Linked DNA regions of Homo sapiens: region 2 is linked to region 1. A link is a loop called in an ENCODE intact Hi-C map of the cell type or tissue named here. Cell type or tissue: heart left ventricle. All regions are shown on one strand. Links, peaks and the distances in the headings refer to the core of each region. The heading gives the core; the rest is flanking DNA.

Evidence for each region. Hi-C counts contacts between places; a loop is a spot of excess contacts. Peaks named below come from ENCODE experiments on the same cell type or tissue, not always from the same donor. Only the 100,000 strongest peaks of a DNase experiment are listed, where the experiment ranks them.
Region 2: it touches region 1 in a loop (4-fold over the local background); 34 of 110 quality-filtered maps call a loop at or near these places.

The regions. Positions count from the first base shown.
Region 1 is chr5:103,039,763-103,042,593 of GRCh38, forward strand. No RefSeq gene overlaps it. Among named protein-coding and RNA genes, the nearest start is that of GIN1, 79 kb to the right of the region's middle. RefSeq lists a silencer at 1,343-1,637. In heart left ventricle, for the core only: a CTCF peak has its summit at 1,514 (motif pointing left); no DNase peak of the experiment used is centred there.
Region 2 is chr5:102,779,191-102,782,021 of GRCh38, forward strand. The region is part of intron 1 of PAM (peptidylglycine alpha-amidating monooxygenase); the gene reads left to right. Among named protein-coding and RNA genes, the nearest start is that of PAM, 25 kb to the left of the region's middle. In heart left ventricle, for the core only: a CTCF peak has its summit at 1,486 (motif pointing right); no DNase peak of the experiment used is centred there; H3K27ac peaks cover 681 bases.

The DNA.
Region 1 (2,831 bases), core at 48-2,547:
TCTCAAGTTAGTCTGAATTCCTAGGAAATGGAGTATTGTTCTATATAAATACTGGATAAAAGCTCTTTATCAGACATATGATTTGCAAATATGTTTTCTTAGTATGTGGACTACCTTTTCATTCTCTCAGCCTTGTCTTTCAAAGGGAAGTTTTTAATTTTATATTTAATTTTAATCTCTCTCTCTCTCTCTCTTTGTGTGCTTGTGTGTGTGTCTGTCTCTCTCTATGTCTTTATCTGTATCTCCAGCCCACAGCTCTGTTTTCCTCAGTGTTGGCTTTATTCTCTAGAATGTTCTTTCTATGTGATATAAAAATGTCTCTAGTTGATATCTATAAAAATTTAAAGAGAGAGACTCCCCTATGCACCCCAAATCTGTATCAATCCCCAAAAGGATTCAGAAACACAAGAACACTAGTATTTTCTTTCTCAGAAATGACAACAGATATGCAATAACTTACCCATTAGTCCTTGCAGCTCACTATTTCAAGAGAGGAAACTTTTCCTTGAAGCCTCTAAGACAGTTTCGGTCACATGCATTGTGTGGCCATTTCTGAGCTAATCCATAGCAAAGAATGGCCCATGGCTCTACCCATGGAGAAGTGCTAGCCACTTAAACAAAATTTGGGTAGGAAAAAAGAAAACGGTTGCTGAGTAGGTAACAGACAATCCACTACAGACCGGCCACAGTTCATGTTTAGAAAATAACATTTGTTTATTGATGGATATCTGCTAAGCTCCCTGACCTCAAGTATCTCACAATCTAAAGGGAAAATAAAGCATAAATTCACTTCATTAAGTTCAGTGATGGATGTAAAGTCAGATATTTGACAAAGTTCAGAATGAGGAATCACAGAAGGTGTATGTTAATGTTCAAGAAAACAGAAAAAATTTTAAACAAAAGTTGTAGGTAGAAGTTGGTAGTGGAGAACTTTCTTTGCATAGTTCTTTAGTAGTAAATTAGCTTTTTAAATCACCCTAGTACCTATCTAAAAATCAAATATTGTATAATTTTCTTATTATGTCATTGATGCTCTTCCAGTAAGAATTTAATTCCAGAGTAATAAGAATCCAATAAAAGTTTCAAAAAACAAAGATTCTAAGTGAGAAGTGAAAGTATGTCCTGAAAAAAGGCTGCATAGTATTGCATTGGTCTCAAAGTTACTGGGCTGAAAAGAGCCTGAATTCCAGATCACAGTGTATAAAATATTTTAGTGTCACTTTCATATTGTATATGTAAATACTTAGATGTTTTATGATGTTATTTTCTCAAAATACCTAGTATATACTTTTCATTATTTAGATAGATTAGAATAGATATGTGGATTATAAATACATAAATAAATAGATAATCAATTGACAATTGATTAATAAACAGACTGACAGTCATAGAAAGAAGGAGTGGAAGAGTCGGTGAGGGAAGGAAAGATGAGGGAGATATCCACATACATAGATTTTTCATAAAGAGTTCTTCAGGGTAGTTATTACCATTGCAGTGAATGACTGACATCTGGTGGTAAACTTAATAAAACATTTGTGTGGATTTGCGCATTCAAAAATAGGTGTTATTTAGTGGATGATGGCCGTCTTCAAGTAGAATAATTTAAAATACTGCCAGTCTTTCAGTTTTTATGTCTACATTATGCCAAGCATCCAAATATTTTAAAATATCTGCAACTCAGGTGTCACACAGATGCTGACAGTATCTGTATTCTCTTCACCAAAAGAGTCACTATTAACACACCAAAAAGAAAATAATTAAAGTGTGCTGGGTTTGCGTATTAAAAATAGGAGGAATATTTTTAAAACCCAGTGACTGTCAAAAAGGTTAAATGGTGATCTATTACTGTATAGTCTTCTGTCTAATTAGCTTCCTGGCTAAATTTATGTTGACCTAAGTTGGTTGCATTATCTCTTGATTAAACTAATAAACCAGTCATCTAGGCAATGAATATTCATTCACAGCCTACCCTGTGATGAGCTCTATGTAACGTACAGAATTATAAGTAAAACATGGTTCTTGCCCTTAAAAAAATTACAGCCTTATTGAAAAGAAATGACTAGCAAATAAGAAACGAGTAGAGAACCATTTATAACAGTATACATTATACAGTACAGAGAGTAATTAATTTGAACAGAAAAATGAAAATTACGATGATTGGAATTGTTAGGTGATATGGTTTGGATCTGTGTCCCCATCTAAATCTCATGTCAAATTATAATCCCCAATGCTGAAGGTGGGGCCTCGTGGGAGGTGATTGGATCATGGGAGCGGTTCCTTCATGAATGGTTTAGCACCATCCCCTTGGTGCTGTTCTTGTGATAGAGTTCTTGTGATATCTGCTTGTTAAAAAGTATGCAGCACCTCACCACCCCTCAACTCTCTCTCTTGCTCCTCCTCCCACCATGTAAGATTCCTGCTCCGCCTTTGCCTTCTGCCATAAGTAAAAGCTTCCTGAGGTCTCCCCAACAGCAGAAGCCACTGTGCTTCCTGTACAGCCTGCAGAACTGTGAGCCAAGTAAACCTCTTTTCTTTCTAAATTACCCAGTCTTGGGTATTACTTTATATCAATGCAAGAACACACTAATATATCAGGTAAGATTTACTGAGGTAGATAGGATTAGAACTGAGCTTCTAAAAACAAGAAAGATATGAAGTGGAATGGTAAAAAAGATACAGTAGAAACTCCAGGTGATGGCGATGAGTAAAGAACAGAGGCATAAATGAACATGAACATAGTAAACCCGTGGAACAGTGTTCTGATAAAGGGAATAGAATATTTTGAGAAATAGTGTTCCACTATTTGGCAGGCCCAGAGTAGAGTAAACTTT
Region 2 (2,831 bases), core at 225-2,724, 260 kb before region 1:
GTGTGTAATTCAAAAATATGCATATATATGTGTGTGTATATATATGTGTATATATATATATGTATATATATAATTCCTAACTTTAATATAAAAGAGCAATACAGGAATAAGTAATTTATAATAAGATAATGTGTATTTCATTCAATATGTAAATGTTTAGTTATGATTACACCATAAGACCTAATGAAGTGTTCAAAAGCTTGATCCTATATGTAGAATAACAGTATGTGTGACAGCTACAAATGCAGATTGATGTCTTTGTTATATTGACCACTCAGATAAAGTATTCCCCCCCTTATCTGTGGTTTCATTTACTGTGATGGTTAATACGTGTGTCAACCTGATTGAACTGAAGGATGCAAAGTATTGTTCCTGTGAGGGTGTTGCCAAAGGAGATTAACATTTGAGTCAGTGGGCTGGGGAAGGCAGACCCACCCTTAATCTGGTGGGCACAATCTAATCAGCGGCCAGTGAATATAAAGCAGGCAGAAAAATGTGAAGAGGTGAGACTGGCCTAACCTCCCAGCCTACATTTTTCTCCCATGCTGGATGCTGGATGTTTCCTGCCCTCAAACATCAGACTCCAAGTTCTTCAGTTTTGAGACTTGGACTGGCTCTCAATGCTCCTCGCCTGCAGACGGCCTATTGTGGGACCTTGTGATCATGTAAGTTAATACTTAATAAACTCCCATATACATATATATATATATATATATATATATATATATACACACATATATATATGTATATATCTCCTAATAGTTCTGACCCTCCAGGGAATCCTAATATAGTTACCCTTGGTCAACTATGGTCCAAAAATTTGGAGAGTTCCAGAAACAAATAATTTATAAGTTTTTAATTGTACACCATTCTGAATAGCATGATGAAAACGTGTGCCCCCTGCTCCATCCAACCCAGGATGTGAATTATTTCTTTGTCCACTGTATCCACATTACATATGCTACCCACCTCACCTGTTAGCCATCTGGGTTATCAAATTTTAAAAGAACATAGCATATATAGGATTCAGCACTATCCACAGTTTTAAGCATTTACTGGGAGTGTTGGAAGATATGCCCCGAGGATCAGGGAAGACTACTGTACCACCATTGGCATTGTTGTTGGTGATGTGATTTTTCCAAAATGATGAGCAATTCTTGGCAAAATTTCAAATAAAACTAAATATTGTCTTTCTTGATTCATGTAGTAACTTCATTTCTAAACATAAGGGGTTTTAAACCATGTAAAAAATACTTGTGTTTTTATGTAAAATGGATTTGGGTCGTAAGCTTAGCTCATCATAAAGACATTTATTACCTATGTGATTTGTAGGACATTTGAGAGTTAAGTAGGATGTGGTGCCGTACTTCATTAAAAAAAGGTCGTGCACATTGCATGGTGTACCTCCCGACTGAACTCCTGCCTACTCTTGCTGGCAGCTCTCCCCACACCAGCCCTGACAACCAGATTTCTGAATCTCACACTAGGGGGCAGTACTGCATCCCATGAAAAATCATTGCTCTAAGGCAGGTTTCTTAACCTCAGCACCTTTTTCTTTCTTTCTCTTTCTTTCTTTCTTTCTTTCTTTCTTTCTTTCTTTCTTTCTTTCTTTCTTTCTTTCTTTCTTTCTTTCTTTCTTTCTTTCTCTGTCTTTCTCTCTCTCTCTCTCTTTCTTTCTTTCTCCTTTCATATTTTGGGTCAGGTAATTCTTTGTTGTGGGGGCTGTCCTGTGCATTGGAGGCTGTTTAGCAGCATCTCTGGCTTCTACCCCCTGGATGTCAGTGTACTCCTCAAGTTGTGATAACCAAAAATGACTCCAGATGTTGCCAAATGTCTCCTGGAGGGTAAAGTTGCCCCAGGTTTAAAAGCACTACTCTGAGATCTCTATCAGCTCCAAAAATCTGTCATGAGAATGATACAGTATTGATTAATATGCAAACATTGCATACAATACTTGTAGATATTGCTAACATTTTTGGGCCAGGTGAAGCCAGTAAGAAAAGCTTTTAATAATTACTCATTTTTTTGGGTCATTTAACACTGGGATTATATTATTGCCTGGCTTTAGAAGGGTTGAAATTATGTACAGTATAGGGTGATAAATTTTGTAGTATGAGAGCATAGGAGAACTAGAATTTCAAGAAAGACTATTCCAAGAAGGTCCTTTGGCAAGTAAGAGTTCATTGAATTCCTTTCTGACAAGTTTGACATTCATGTTAAAGGTTACAAAATCAGAATTTTAGTTTTGTAAGAAGTAATAGAAATTCAGTGGGTACCTTCTCATTTTACAAGTGAGTAAAAACCTAAATGCTAAAGTGCAGTTCACAGTTTAGTTGTGAATCAGGACTTTAATGCATGGCTTTGGTGTCCCCTGTGCTGTTCCTTTTACCACATTGCAGTGCTGCTCAGCCAGGCTATATTTATAAAATATTTTTAGCTTTCTGCAAGCTCTAAGTCTTGATAGGAAATAAAAGACAAAATAACATTTTTCTTTAAAACCTTGATCTTTAGAATGCATGCCAGGAAAAATAAGTGAGAAGGTCAGTTATTATATACAGGGACTTGCATTCATAGATTAAGCCCAGAAATATTTTTAATACTAATGTAATAACAACAATTTACATGGTGCTTCTTGTGGATTAGCCGTGCTCTTCTAAGAACTACACGTTTTTAATGCTTATAACAACCCTATGAAAACAGATACTGTTATAATCATCTCCCTTATGTAAATGAGGCATCAGGAACTTAAAAAAGCTTGCCCAAGGTCGTAAGGGTAAGTGGCTGGTCTGCGATCTGAAAACAGCCAGTCTGCAGTCCACATCCGTGTTCTT